Regions from separate parts of the Homo sapiens genome. Here region 1 is linked to region 2. A link is a contact called in ENCODE Hi-C or POLR2A ChIA-PET data. All regions are on one chromosome and are shown on one strand. Each heading gives the region's core, a stretch centred on a gene start or an enhancer-like site at or near the end of the contact. The rest is flanking DNA. Distances are from core to core; before and after follow the strand shown. Region 1 has its middle 590 kb from the start of LINC02630. Region 2 has its middle 550 kb from the start of LINC02630.

What was found. Hi-C counts contacts between places; a loop is a spot of excess contacts on that map. ChIA-PET counts read pairs that join two places held with the same protein, here RNA polymerase II (POLR2A). Pooled maps may share reads with other maps.
Region 1: a loop to region 2 is called in a pooled map, with 2.0 times the contacts of the local background. The contact joins two enhancer-like sites. A Hi-C loop is called at or near these places in 2 of 168 maps with a recorded cell type or tissue (MCF 10A and PC-3) and 3 of 50 pooled maps. POLR2A ChIA-PET finds 5 or more read pairs at or near these places in 2 of 52 experiments (MCF 10A and OCI-LY7).

The regions. Positions count from the first base shown.
Region 1 is chr10:36,488,082-36,494,698 of GRCh38, forward strand. No RefSeq gene overlaps it. Among named protein-coding and RNA genes, the nearest start is that of LINC02630, 590 kb to the left of the region's middle. RefSeq lists an enhancer at 5,794-6,617. Within about 2 kb of position 4,915, at least 3 of the 41 ENCODE cell types and tissues checked have a DNase peak (open chromatin) inside an H3K27ac peak, as active enhancers do.
Region 2 is chr10:36,445,950-36,452,448 of GRCh38, forward strand. No RefSeq gene overlaps it. Among named protein-coding and RNA genes, the nearest start is that of LINC02630, 550 kb to the left of the region's middle. RefSeq lists enhancers at 2,991-3,529, 3,530-4,068. Within about 2 kb of position 4,587, at least 4 of the 41 ENCODE cell types and tissues checked have a DNase peak (open chromatin) inside an H3K27ac peak, as active enhancers do.

The DNA of each region.
Region 1 (6,617 bases), core at 3,665-6,164, 42 kb after region 2:
TGCTTGCTGCCTGGTGGAGGATACTGAACATAGAAATGTCATAACTGAAGATTCCCGAGGGTGGCATTGGTATATAAACGGCAGTGGAGAAACTCTGCTTTTGGTGAAGCTACCAAATCTGTGTGTGTATATCTAGCAAAAATATACCACATTAAAGGATATCAAATTTACCATTTTAAGCATATAGTACAGTAGCATTAAGTACATTTGCACTATAATCCAACCATCACCGCCATTCATCTTCAGAATTTTTTTCTTCCCAAACTGAAGCTCTGTACACATTAAACAATAACTCCCTATTTCCCCTTCCCTCCAGAGGGCTGTACATTTGGAAAACTGTTATGATTCAGTTTTCCAACCTCCATTCTACTTTTTGTCTCTAGAAATATGATTATGCTAGGCATAATACTTCCCATAAACGGACTCATACAACCTATTTCCTTTTGTGTTTGGCTTGTGTCACTTAGCATGTTGTTTTCAAGGTTCTTTCATGTAGCATGTTTCAGAATTCCTCCTCTTTTAAGGCTGAATAATATTTCAATATGCCTATTTACCATATATTGTTTATCCGTGCATCTATCAATGAGTATTTGGATTGTTTTGGGTATTATTAAGTAATGCTGCTATTAACATGGGTATACAGATATCTGCCCAAGTCTCTGCTTTCAATTCTTTGAGGCACGTGCTCAGCAGTGGCATTTCCAAGTCACGTGATAATTCTATATTTAGTGTTTTGAGGGATAGCCTTACTGTTTTCCACAGCAGCTGCACCATTTTACACTCCACCACCTATGTAGAGGATTCACATTTCTCCAATCTGCACCAATATTTATTTTCTGTTTTTTCGTTTGTTTGGTTGTTAGTTTTTTAATCACAGCCATGCTAATGGGTGTGAAGCGGTATCTCATTGTCATTCTGACTTGCATTTCCCTAAGACCAATTTGTTTCCGAACCAGGACAATTTTCAGCTCCCACCCTACCACTACTTTCCCCACTCCTGCACCCTCATTTCCTTGCTTTTTTTTTTTTTTTTTTTTTTGAGATGGATTCTCACTCTGTCGCCAAGGCTGGAGTCCAGTGGTGCGATTTCAACTCACTGCAACCTCCACCTCCTGGGTTCAAGCAATTCTTCTGTCTCCAAGCAATTCTCCTGTCTCAGGCTCCAGAGTAGCTAGGATTACAGGCGCACATCACCATGACTGTCTAATTTTTGTATTTTTAGTAGAGACAGGGTTTCACCATATGCCAGGCTGGTCTGTAACTCCTGACCCACCCGCCTCGGCCTCCCAAAGTGCTGAGATTATAGGCGTGAGCCACCGCGCCTGGCCTTCCTTCCTCTTTTAAATAAGTGGTAGCTGAAAGAGTCTAGACTCTTGAGTACATTTCCCGACTAGTCTCTGACTTTTTCACAAGAAAGTCATTGTATGGCCACTCAAAGAAAACATTTTGATTATTCATATAATTTCACAGTGCCTGTGATAGCTCTGCTCAGCCCCTTTTTCTGAGGTGTGACATGCCATCTGTCAAAGTGAGAACAGGAACCCTCCTTTCCTTCAAGCTGTTGTCCTGCACACAGAACAAGTGAAAGATACTGGAAAACCCTCTGTTGGATTCTAAAGTTCTTTTGACCTTAGCTTGAAAATAAAAAAGAATCAGGAAATATTTTCTTGCTGGGTTGGAGCCAATGACTCTTGGCCAGAAATAACTGTGTAGAGTTCCTCTCGGCTGGACCCATGAGGCCAGGCCTTCAGGGGAGGTCCTGGAGTAGGGGAGCATGGTGAGACCAGCGCCTCTCATCTGAGTGCATCCACTTGGAGGAGATCTAGGGGAGGCTAGCTCCTTGAACTGAATCCTGTTTAGAGGAGGGGACCCAACTTGGGGAGAATTTTCTCTCCAAGCCCAGTGGGCAAGGCCTAGGAGCCGTAGCCTTCCTATCAGTTTATCCGAAAACCCTGATAGAAGTCAGCACATTTTTAAAAACACTTAAGTCCATTGTTTCCTTTTTGAGGGAGAAAAAAGTGCTAAAGAATGTTAAGCTCTTCTAGCAGCACTCTTACTCATAGCCAGATTGAATTTCTTTTTCCTTCATGGATTCCCTGAGGCATCATTATAATGAAAAAGTAGGCATCAGAAAAACACTTACCGGGTTGTGTCTGGAGAAAAAGTCACTTTTGGGACAACCCGTGTAAAAAATCTCTACACATTTTATTCTAATTACAGGTCTGCAAACCATTCTCATCTCCAGTGGATATTAGTGAACTACTGCCCCCTTGAAGGTCATGACCTTGGGCAACAGTAAGGGTTTGCCATCAAAAACAAGACTAAAATAACACTGATGGCTGCTTTCAGGAGGTCTGAGATGAGAGCTAGAGTTCTCCTCCCTAGGGCCCCTACATGGATTTACTCATGAGTTTACACACTTGAACTTCTCTGCCGTTTATCCTTAGGTATTGCCAGCTTCTCCCTTTTTGGCCTAGTCATTCTTTGTGTTTCTCATTCATTCCAGACTGCTCCCTTTTTTCTTTCTTCCTGTCTCAGTCAGCACAGGAGATAAAGGTTAACAGCGTTTTGAGTGTGACCTGTGAGGGAAATTGCTATTGTTTAATTCCAGTTTCTTGCCATGGAGTTATTTACTTATCTTTCTATTAAATCCTCATAGCATGTTACTCCTTTTTCTTATGTTTTCACACAATGCCCTTTATTTCAACTGATTACTTGTTTTGATTTTCCTTAGCCTATCTTATTTTTGCATTTCCTAAGAGTCTTCCTGTGGCAGCACATTTCATAACCACTATTTGATTTGTAAATTTATCTTTGTGGACCATCTTCCACTCCCAGATGATTACATGAACAAGTAGCTTGGTTGTAGACTTGTTCTTTAGAATACAGTGCCTTAGATTAAGATGAGAACTGGGCCGGGTGTGGTGGCTCACGCCTGTAATCCCAGCACTTTGTGAGGCCAAGGCGGGTGGATCACGAGGTTAGGAGATCAAGACCATCCTGGCTAACATGGTGAAACCCTGTCTCTACTAAAAATACAAAACATTAGCCGGGCATGGTGGCGGGTGCCAGAAGTCCCAGCTACTCAGGAGGCTGAGGCAGGAGAATGGCGTGAACCCGAGAGGCGGAGCTTGCAGTGAGCCGAGATCTCACCACTGCACTCCAGCCTGGGCGACAGAGCAAGACTCTGTCTCAAAAAAAAAAAAAAAAAAAATGAGAACTGAACTGAGATGAAGACTTCTTTAACATAGTGCCATCTGGGAAAGGACCAGCATCTATGGGAATCAACTTTGACAGATGCAATGAGGTTTTGGGGGACATCACTATGATTCATAATATGGTCATGTAATTGCTGGACAATGACATATTTTATTTTAGAACACTTTTAATTTTTCAATGAACTTCCTTTTAGATTTAGAGTTTGGTTTTTAGACCAACTCTGTGTGGTAGCTACAATAGGTCCAAACATTCTCATTTCCTAGATAAAGACACTGAATATAAAGATATAAGTGCACGTCCTCTATATGGGCACCTGTTATATTGTCTCACACATAGTTAAGGGTTTATTCATTTATCAACAAACATCTATTTAGTTTCTATTGCCATATCAGGTACATTGGTAGGTGTCGGCGATAAAAAGAACAATACAGACAACAATAAAAAAATCACCTAATCGAAAGTGATCGATCAGTCTATTAGGGAATTAATAACAATAATGGTATCGTAAGCATGTGTTTCAAACTCTTATTAATTTCATTGGTAGTGGAATAATGTGTCTGTTTAGCAAAATCCTACAGATTTTGTTATTAGGTAACAACTCATAGCAAAAACCCACATGGAAAGCTGAGAGAACAGTAGGCAGAATTATTTTATTTGCTCTGTATGACTTTCAAAGACCTATGAAACTGATTATTTAAACAAATTCTAAAAGAGCATGTTCTGAAAGCCTGAAATACTTGTTAGAATGAATTATTCTTTCTCCTTCTAATGGACAAAGCAGGCCCTAAACAGGAGAATGCTAGTATTCTTCTTTGCTCTACTGTCTCAGGTCCCTGGGGAGGGGAGTTCCCAGTTATACACAGCACTCCCTCCACACATGTAAGATGCATTTAGTTCTTATGTCAGAGCCCCCACTCTCCTACCTGCCATCTGGGCTGTCCTGTGTACTTACAGCCGTTTGTCACTCATCTCATATCTTTCCAATAGTGAATTTTTAAGTGGGGAATGGAGTCCAGGAAGAACACCATGAAGCTCAACAAGGGAGGAAGAGGGTCTGGATGATATCATCATTATGTCTCGATCTCCCTCAGTCTACCATACAACTCCTGCCGAGGCTTCTAGAATATTCTGTTACTTCAGCTTGTTAGCCCATGTGATACAGAGATATTGCTCACTGTCCAAATGGTCACCCATAATGGAAAGCTGAGCCATACAGAAGGGACATTGCCCACAGGGATAAAGAGGGTACATGCAGGAAAAATCATCCTTATTTTCACCACATTCCATGTTGCTCCATTTTGTTGGATTGGTTATTTTTCTTTTTCTCTGTGCTCCAAAAATTATCAGGCCTCTCATCGACCCAAAGTGGCCTAGATTTGTTCTTATTTCTTTGACTGAGTGTCTCACAAAGTGATCTGACCTTTTACAAAACCTTTTGTCACTTGTTTGAGAAAAATCAAGAGAGCTAGCTCCATCTCCTGATAAAATGCCATGCTACAATTATTTCATTGCCTGGGAAAGTGATTGAATCCCATAATAGAAGAAATAGCATCCACTTTTTAAAGAACTGGGCTGATGTTTTGAAAAGGTCAATTCTCTTCTGTGGAAAACTGCAAAAAATATCCAAATTCACATCTCACTTCACCTAGAGTCAGAACGTCTCTGCCATAAAAACCCAGACTGCAGAGCATCCAAGTCAAAGTGGGCTCAGGACCAGGAAAAATGTTACAGCTCTGCCATGAAGCCATGGTGAGCACGATTCCTGTGAGTCATTAAACCAAATAAATAATCATAATAGAACCTTCTGTAGCTGTTCTCTAGTAGAACTTGCTTTATTTTTCAGTCCACTTCTATATAAGTTTGTAACTTCTTTTCATATCTGTTGTTTGAGGTAGGTAGAATAGATATGGGGATAGTAAATTGCAAGTTTCCAGACAAGGAAACTGAGCTGATTTGCATAAAATTCAATGTTCAGCTCATAGCAGGACCAGGATCACTACTTTCTTTGCAGGCAGTGTGTGTGTGTGTGTGTGTGTGTGTGTGTGTTTTCCACTTAGACCAGTTGGAGCCAGAAGCTGACATATGCCAAACTGCTGTCCCTTTTGGTAACTATACGAAGTTGTCTTGGCTTTGTGTTCCAGAATCATTAACAAACACTTCTATGCTTTTCTACTTGAAACTATAATTGTCAGTAAATAATTCAAAATATATCCAAAATTAAGATAAATATACTGATTTTTGATATTTAATACTTACCCTCTCCAATTATACAATTAATGCATCAGGAGAAAGAATTGCCATGTCTGAACCCCTGAAGTCATATGATACACTTAGACATCACAGTGACCTTCCACTTTTGGAATGTATGACTGGTCCATAAATTTAATTTTGAAGGAACTCAACATAGGAAAATATGTTGCTTTGTAAATGCATTATCTCGCTGTTAAAATACATCAAATAGCTTTTCTGTCATTCAGGTTTGTATGTGACTTCCAATTTTTAAATTTTATTGTGATAATAATGAATTTGTAATATTTTATTCCTGATTGCAGGGGAAGCTTAGAAAGGATGCCATGTCTTTACTGATTGATTAAGGCTGGTTTAAAGAAATCAAATATGTACCAAAATGATGAAATTTTCTTCACCTAAAAAGTCATCACTTTCAAAGCAAATATCCAGCTTCTCCTTCCTCTGTCTAATTGCCAGCCGCTAACCCCCTCCCCCATATCTTATTTTCCTTGATAACAGAAAAAGAGTGGAACCTTTAAAGAGTGTTTTAAACTGTATAACTGGCAGTACCGCTGTGCACTTTGTGCGCTTGGGCTGCCTTCTGACCCTCCACAGCTGAAAAATTATTTCTCCCTCATACTCTATGCCTCAGCAAAGCTCCATTCTCTCTGACTTGCCGGTTCTGGCACTGTCCAAGCACATTAGACCTGGTTGTCCCGCACTCTACCTTGAAATAGAAATTCTCATAGAGGATGATTTTTCACTTCTGGTACCTGCCTGTAGGCATTTCTCACCACGCCTACATAGAACTACTCAAAGGAAAGGATATGTGTGGTGTGCGTATGTTGTGTTTTCTCTCTTTAATGGCATGGATGAAAAGAAGAGGATTTGCAGTATATTAGCACTGTTGGCGTCCAGATGGCTGCTATAAAAATAAAGACATGGCTGAGAATCAACAGAAAACTTCCATCCCATCAAGACGTCAACACTACCAGCACTGTCTGTGCTACTGAGTGCTTGCTGCAGCCACACCTACTAATGGACAAAGATGAGAAGTTGTGAGTGGGATTTTTGAGTCATCAGCTAGTTGATGATGGATTTAATGAGTCAGTGCAAACAAATCACTTTGGATTTTAATATGTACTGCTTTCAGCTTACATATCCTTGAG
Region 2 (6,499 bases), core at 3,337-5,836:
ATAAACTATGGTACTTTTTGATAACAGTATTTGCAATTATCATTGCATAATTTTGATTGAGATCACAGTTACCATCTAAAATCCAGATAAGTGTTTTGTCATGTGGTGAGCACAGTTTGTAAAAAGATTTATTTTGCAACCAAGGGGGTTTATATACATATAGAGAGAGTGACAAATCCATAGATTTCATTTTAATAACAGAGTGAAGATAAAACAAAGGATATCTGGCAATTGCATATCTTGAAATAGTCACCTAAGTAAAAATATTTAACAGAAATTTTTTGTTTGTGATGTTTATGTAATTCATGTTACATAATTTTATATATTATACATTGTTATACTATGTGTACTAAATATAATGTAATGTATTGGTGGAGATAAAACGTGGTTTTATTTCTATAGGGATGAGAGAAATCTAAAATAGAGTCAATCTATTTGTGTGAATGCATTAAATACTACAGCAAATTTAAAGGGTAAAATAATAAAACATTCGATCTTCTAAAAAAGTTATTAAAACTTGGCAAATGCAGGAATGCACTATTAATGATTTTGTTTATTGGGATCTGAGCTATGTTCATTTATTATCAAATACTACTGCTTTTCTGAAAAAATAGAAACTTTTTATAGTCAGCATAAAAGCAGAAATAAATCAATTACTATAATGATGGAAATAGTTGGAAATGCAATGTACAATTTCATATCAAATCAAATTCAGTGTGTTTCTTGGCCTGGTTTGCTAATTCTTTCTGCCACCATAAAATTTGGCTGCAACAGGGCAATAGAATACTGGTGAGAAAATACTGGGTACCACTTTTTTAAAAGGAGAAAGGAAGAAGTCAAAGGAGTAAAACCAATGTGTGCAAAGCAGCACATGTTTACTCCCCTAACAACTGAAGAAGGGTAGCAATTTTGGATTAGAACCACGGCGCGTGGAAAGGAGTTTGTCATTTGTGTTCACATCCTCAGGCGCTGAAAGGTATCACCTGGCAAGGATCCTGCCCAGGCGAGCAGAGGTGACGCTGCCTCTTTCCTGGCTGTGTGCCCACATCCACAGCCTGTTCCTGCTTCCCCTCCATGTTAGAGGGGATGGTTCCAGGAGGCCGCATGGCACGTTAAAGCAAAACAAAACCAATGCCCTGCTCTTCTTCTTCATGCAGCTCCCATATTCACTATGACAGCCCAGAATTCCTCATCCTAATGATGGTGCAGGAGACTCGGGTTCTGGCCAGTCCTCTCTCCCCAGCAGCTCCTCCCTTCTCTGGCCTCGCTCTTGGCTGACGGAGTGATGGTTTCTTTCCATGAGAGACTCTGAGAAGAGCTTGACTTTAAAATATTAGGTTTGTTTTTCCTCCTGTTCTCCTTGGATTTCTTTTCTTTTCTTTTTTTCTTTTTCTTTCTTTTTTTTTTTTTTTTTTTTTTTTGAGACGGAGTCTCCCTCTGTAGCCCTGCCTGGAGTGTAATGGCGTGACCTCGACTCACTGCAACTTCCAGCTCCGGGTCCCGGTTCAAGCAGTTCTCCTGCCTCAGCCTCCCGAGTAGCTGGGATTACAGGCACGCGCCACCATGCCCAGCTAATTTTTGTATTTTTAGTAGAGACAGCGTTTGAACTCCTGACATTGTGATCCACTCACCTCGGCCTCCCAAAGTGGTGGGATTACAGGCGTAAGCCACCGTGCCTGTCCAAGATTTCTTTTCTAAGAAAATAGAGAAAAAAATATATAGAATGTGTGTGTGTGTGTGTGTGTATACACACTATATATATATATATACACACACACACACACACTTTTATGCTGACTATAAAAATTTCTGGCCAGGTGTGGTGGCTCACACCTGTAATCCCACCACTTTGGGAGGCCCAGGGGGGCGGATCACCTGAGGTCAGGAGTTCGAGACCAGCCTGACCAACATGGCTAAACACGAGCTCTACTAAGAATACAAAAATTAGCCAAGTGTGGTGGTGTGCACCTGTAATCCCAGCTACTTGGGAGGCTGAGACAGGAGAATTGCTTGAACCCAGGGGGCAGAGGTTGCAGTGAGCAGAGATCGCACCATTGCACTCCAGCCTGGGTCACAGAGCAAAAAAAAATTCGATTTTTTTTCAAAAAAGCAGTAGTATTTGGTAATCAATTAACATAGCTCACATCCAAATAAATTCATTAATAGTGCATTCCTTCATTGGCACTCTTCTAGTAAATTTTTTAAATGATTCAATGTTATACTATTTTACTGTTTAAGTTTGCTCTAGAATTTATTGCATTCATACAAATAAATGTTCTCTTTTTCAGATTTCTCTCCTCCTTATAGAAATAAAACCATGTTTTTTTCTCCACCAATATGTTAGATATATTTATTCCAAATAGTATCATATGTATAGTATATATAGTTACATACATACATAAATATATATTTTTTTCTTAGTGCAAAGTCATTGTTTCTTTGAGCCTAAAAAGCCATAAAAGTTGGCCGGGGGCAATGGCTCACGCCTGTAATCCCAACACTTTGGGAGGCCGAGGCGGGTGGATCACGAGGTCAGGAAATCGAGACCATCCTGGCTAACACGGTGAGACCCCATCTCTACTAAAAATACAAAACATTAGCCGGGCATGGTGGCGAGCACCTGTAGTCCCAGCTACTCGGGAGGCTGAGGCAGGAGAATGGCGTGAACCCAGGAGGCAGAGCTTGCAGTGAGTGGAGATCGCACCACTGCACTCTAGCCTGGGCGACAGAGTGAAACTACGTCTCAAAAAAAAAGCCATAAAAGTACACATGGCACAAACACACACACAGTGACAGTCTGGAGGTTTGGGGATGAGCTACCAACTCGATTTTTAAAAATATTTTCTTATATTGAGGTGTACTTTCTTTTCAATACCATTCATCTTCCCACAATCTCCCCCTTCAATCATTTGGGGAAAATATGAGCCTTTGAGAATTTAAAACCCCTATTTCGCAGGCAATTTTCTTTGTGTGCTTTGTCTTCTGACCACATTCTCTGTAACTCTGTCAGTTGATAGCAATCAGTATTTAGGATACATTAAGAGCATGGCAGAACCAATAATTTTTTTTCTTTTGCAGTTGAATTGGAAATTCATGCTTTTAATTGTGTTTTCAGAGATAACTTGAGGTTTTGCGTTTTGGGGGTTTTGATTGTTCCTTAAAAGAAGGGGGTGGATATTTTAGAGCAAGAGTTACTTTTGTTTTCACAAAAGACACAAATCTTATTTCATTGCTTTGTTTTTCCCCCAGGAGTTAGGTTAAAGGTTATCTCCCTAAAAACTTCAGACTGGTCATTTGGCTCCGTGCTAAGTAAATAACTTTGTTCTGAGGTCTTAACTTAGTTTAGGTAAACCCAGCAGCAGTTAGGGCTCTGGTGTTTTCATGTGCATAAACTGCACCTCAGAGGAAGTTAATGCATAGTATTGCTGGAATCTGTGGAAAATCTGACTTTTTAATTCTCTATATGTATAACGTGCTTGTTAGGCCATTTAGCTGAAAACGCATCAGCAGAGCTCAAAATAGAAATACGTATATCTAATTATGTGCATAAACAATAAGCCAAGATTGCAACATCTGGTACTTTTGCAATCATGAATACCTGGCTTTAGGCTTCCCAGCATGGGGGATCGTTTTGGTCAAGGGCACAATGACACTCCCTGGGTTCGGATAATAGGGGTGTGAAAGGAGATGCAAATAGGCCTGTTCATTCCCGTCATCGGGACTCCAGAGGCTGATTTTCTAGTTCATGGTTTTATCCTCGTTTTTTTTTTCTTCCTATCTTTAGTACAATGAACTTCTGTATTTTTTCATTGCTTGTCTTTCTAAACCAAGTTGGTGTTGAGGGGGTGGTGTAGTGACCCTTTCATATTATAATTCTTTGTTTTTTGGGGTTATTTATGTTTCTTGTCAATGTTTACCTTCTCCCTCTAATTATTCCTTTGCAGGATCATGCATTTATAAGGCTGGACAGGAATTTAAGGGGCCACCTTGGGAAAAAGAACTGAACGTGTGCTGAGCAGCTACCATGAGCTGGGGCTCTTTCACCTGCTCTCTGGGTGAACTCCCAGCCCTCAAGTCTTTGGACTTGGACAATCTGTAGCTGGAAAGAAACACAACCACAGTCCAACCCATTCTTCAGTTATATTCAAGAGGCCAAGCAAGGTGAAATCATTTACCCACGTTTCTATACCTTCTTTGCTGGTGCTAAGTGGGGATGGAGAGTGAAACCAAAAACTAAAGCCATGATAAGAACAATAAAGACAAACTGTTCCTCTGAAAGAACAAACGTTTTTGTAATCGCAGACACATTTCTTTAGCTGCTGTATAAGCCAAATACTGTTTTTCCTCTCAATAGACATTTGACAGTTGTTCTTACATAGATGTCCATGCATGTTGTTTCGTCAAATATCCACATAGAATCTGCCACAGCGCTGTGTTCCCACACCCCAACACACACAGTCCAGTGTGTTTGGTATTAGAATTCTTCGAACTGTGGGCTAAGGACATTGTTTGGAATGATTTGGATTCCAATCGGTGTTCTGCCCACTGGACGAGACTGCTCTGAGACAGTGTGGGAGGTGAGCCCAATATCAGACAGTGAGAAAGCCACTCACGTCTGGCCTCTGCTTGGTGAGCTAGAGGAAGCTGCGTAAGTGAGTGGGAAGAAATAATGAATTGCTTGCAGGAAAGTATGTGAGAATCCACTGAACAAGAGGCGGTGCTAATCAACACAGGGACTCTGACACTGTTTTAAAACAGATGCTTCCAGACTCCGAGAGGAAGGAGGGAGGACAGAATGTCTTAAATTTCTTTCGAGCCCTTCTGTTTTCTAAACAATGAAATAAAATAAAAAAAAAAAAGAATGTGGGTAAAATAGCTTCCACCCACATGATACCATAGACATAGCAATACTATATTTCCTAGTGTTATTTTGGATTAATAAACTCTCTTCTACTGTAAATTGTTTATAATTTTGTCCTCATTTTTTTCTAAACTATCCATAAAATTTCCATTTCTCTTAATTCAAGATTCAACTAACCAGTCTAGAAGAATTTCTCCAACATTTCAAGTTGTCTTTGACCACAATTTCCTTTTGACACTTAAACATATGTACTCTCTTTTTAAAAAATGCCTTTTTTTCTTATCTCTGTCTATCCCTCTAAACCCTCCTAAATAAATAATTTGGGGGTACATTGTACTTATTTTTTTCCTTTTAGCTACACCTGCTGAAATGGGATAAATTTTACTTCTCCTATTGCACTTTCTTTCTTTCTTTCTTTCTTTTTTTTTTTTTTTTTTTTGAGATGGAGTCTCTCTCTGTCGCCCAGGCTGGAGTGCAGTGGCGTGATCTTGGCTCGCTGAATGCTTTGCCTCCCAGGTTCACTCCATTCTCCTGCCTCAGCCTCCCTAGTAGCTGGGACTACAGGCGCCTGCCATTACGCCCGGCTAATTTTTTGTATTTTTTTTAGTAGAGACAGGGTTTCACCATGGTAGCCAGGATGGTCTTGATCTCCTGACCTTGTGATCCACCCGTCTCGGCTGAGATTACAGGCATGAGCCACCGCGCCCGGCCTGCACTTTCATTTTAAAATATGTTAGTGATTTGAGATCTGTGTTCATATTTATCTCTACATCTAGGTTGTAATAACCTTGAGGGCAAATGCCTCGACAGACCTTAATCCCCTGCATTTCTGTACCCAAGACTGCATGCAGTGCCTCTGTGTAATATCATGGCAGTGTATGTTGCAGACCAGATGAGGTCTTGGTTAATTAAATATTTTCATATGAGTAACTCATCTTTTCAGTGAGATCATAAACTCTGCAAGAGCTGTGCACTTGACTCCCTCTGGTACTTGACAAATGGTAGGTATTTAAGCGAAACATGAATCAGTTGAAATAAGACAGTGGGTAAGAATCTGTGTGGAACATATGCTAGCATCCTGCTATTCCTACACATTAGTACCATATGTACTACTTGCTAGATGCTGCCTTAAGTAGTTTTCAGGCATTACCTGATTTGTTTCTCCTACCCTAAAGTATAGGTATAATTACTATTCCTATTGATAAGCAACAAAATTAAGGCACAGTAAGGTAAGCAAATTGCCCAAGTTCATATTACTCAGAACTAGTAGAACTGGTATCTCACCCAAGTTTTCTTTCTCCAAGATCAAGCCATTATTCAGTAATACTCTAAGTCAGGGGTCCCCAACCCTGGACAAGGAAGGGCCTGTTAAGAAGCAGGCTGCATAGCAGGAGGTGAGTGGCAGCCAAGGGATCAAAGCTTCATCTGTATTTTACAGTTGGTCCCCATTGGTCGAATTACTGCCTGAGCTCTGCCTCCTGTCAGACCAGTGGCAGCATTAGATTCTCATAGGAACATGAGCCCTATTGTGAACTGCACATGTGAGGGATCTAGGCTGCATGCTCCTTATGAGAATCTAATGCCTAATGATCTGTCACTGTCTCCCATCACCTCCAGATGGGACCATCTAGTTGCAGG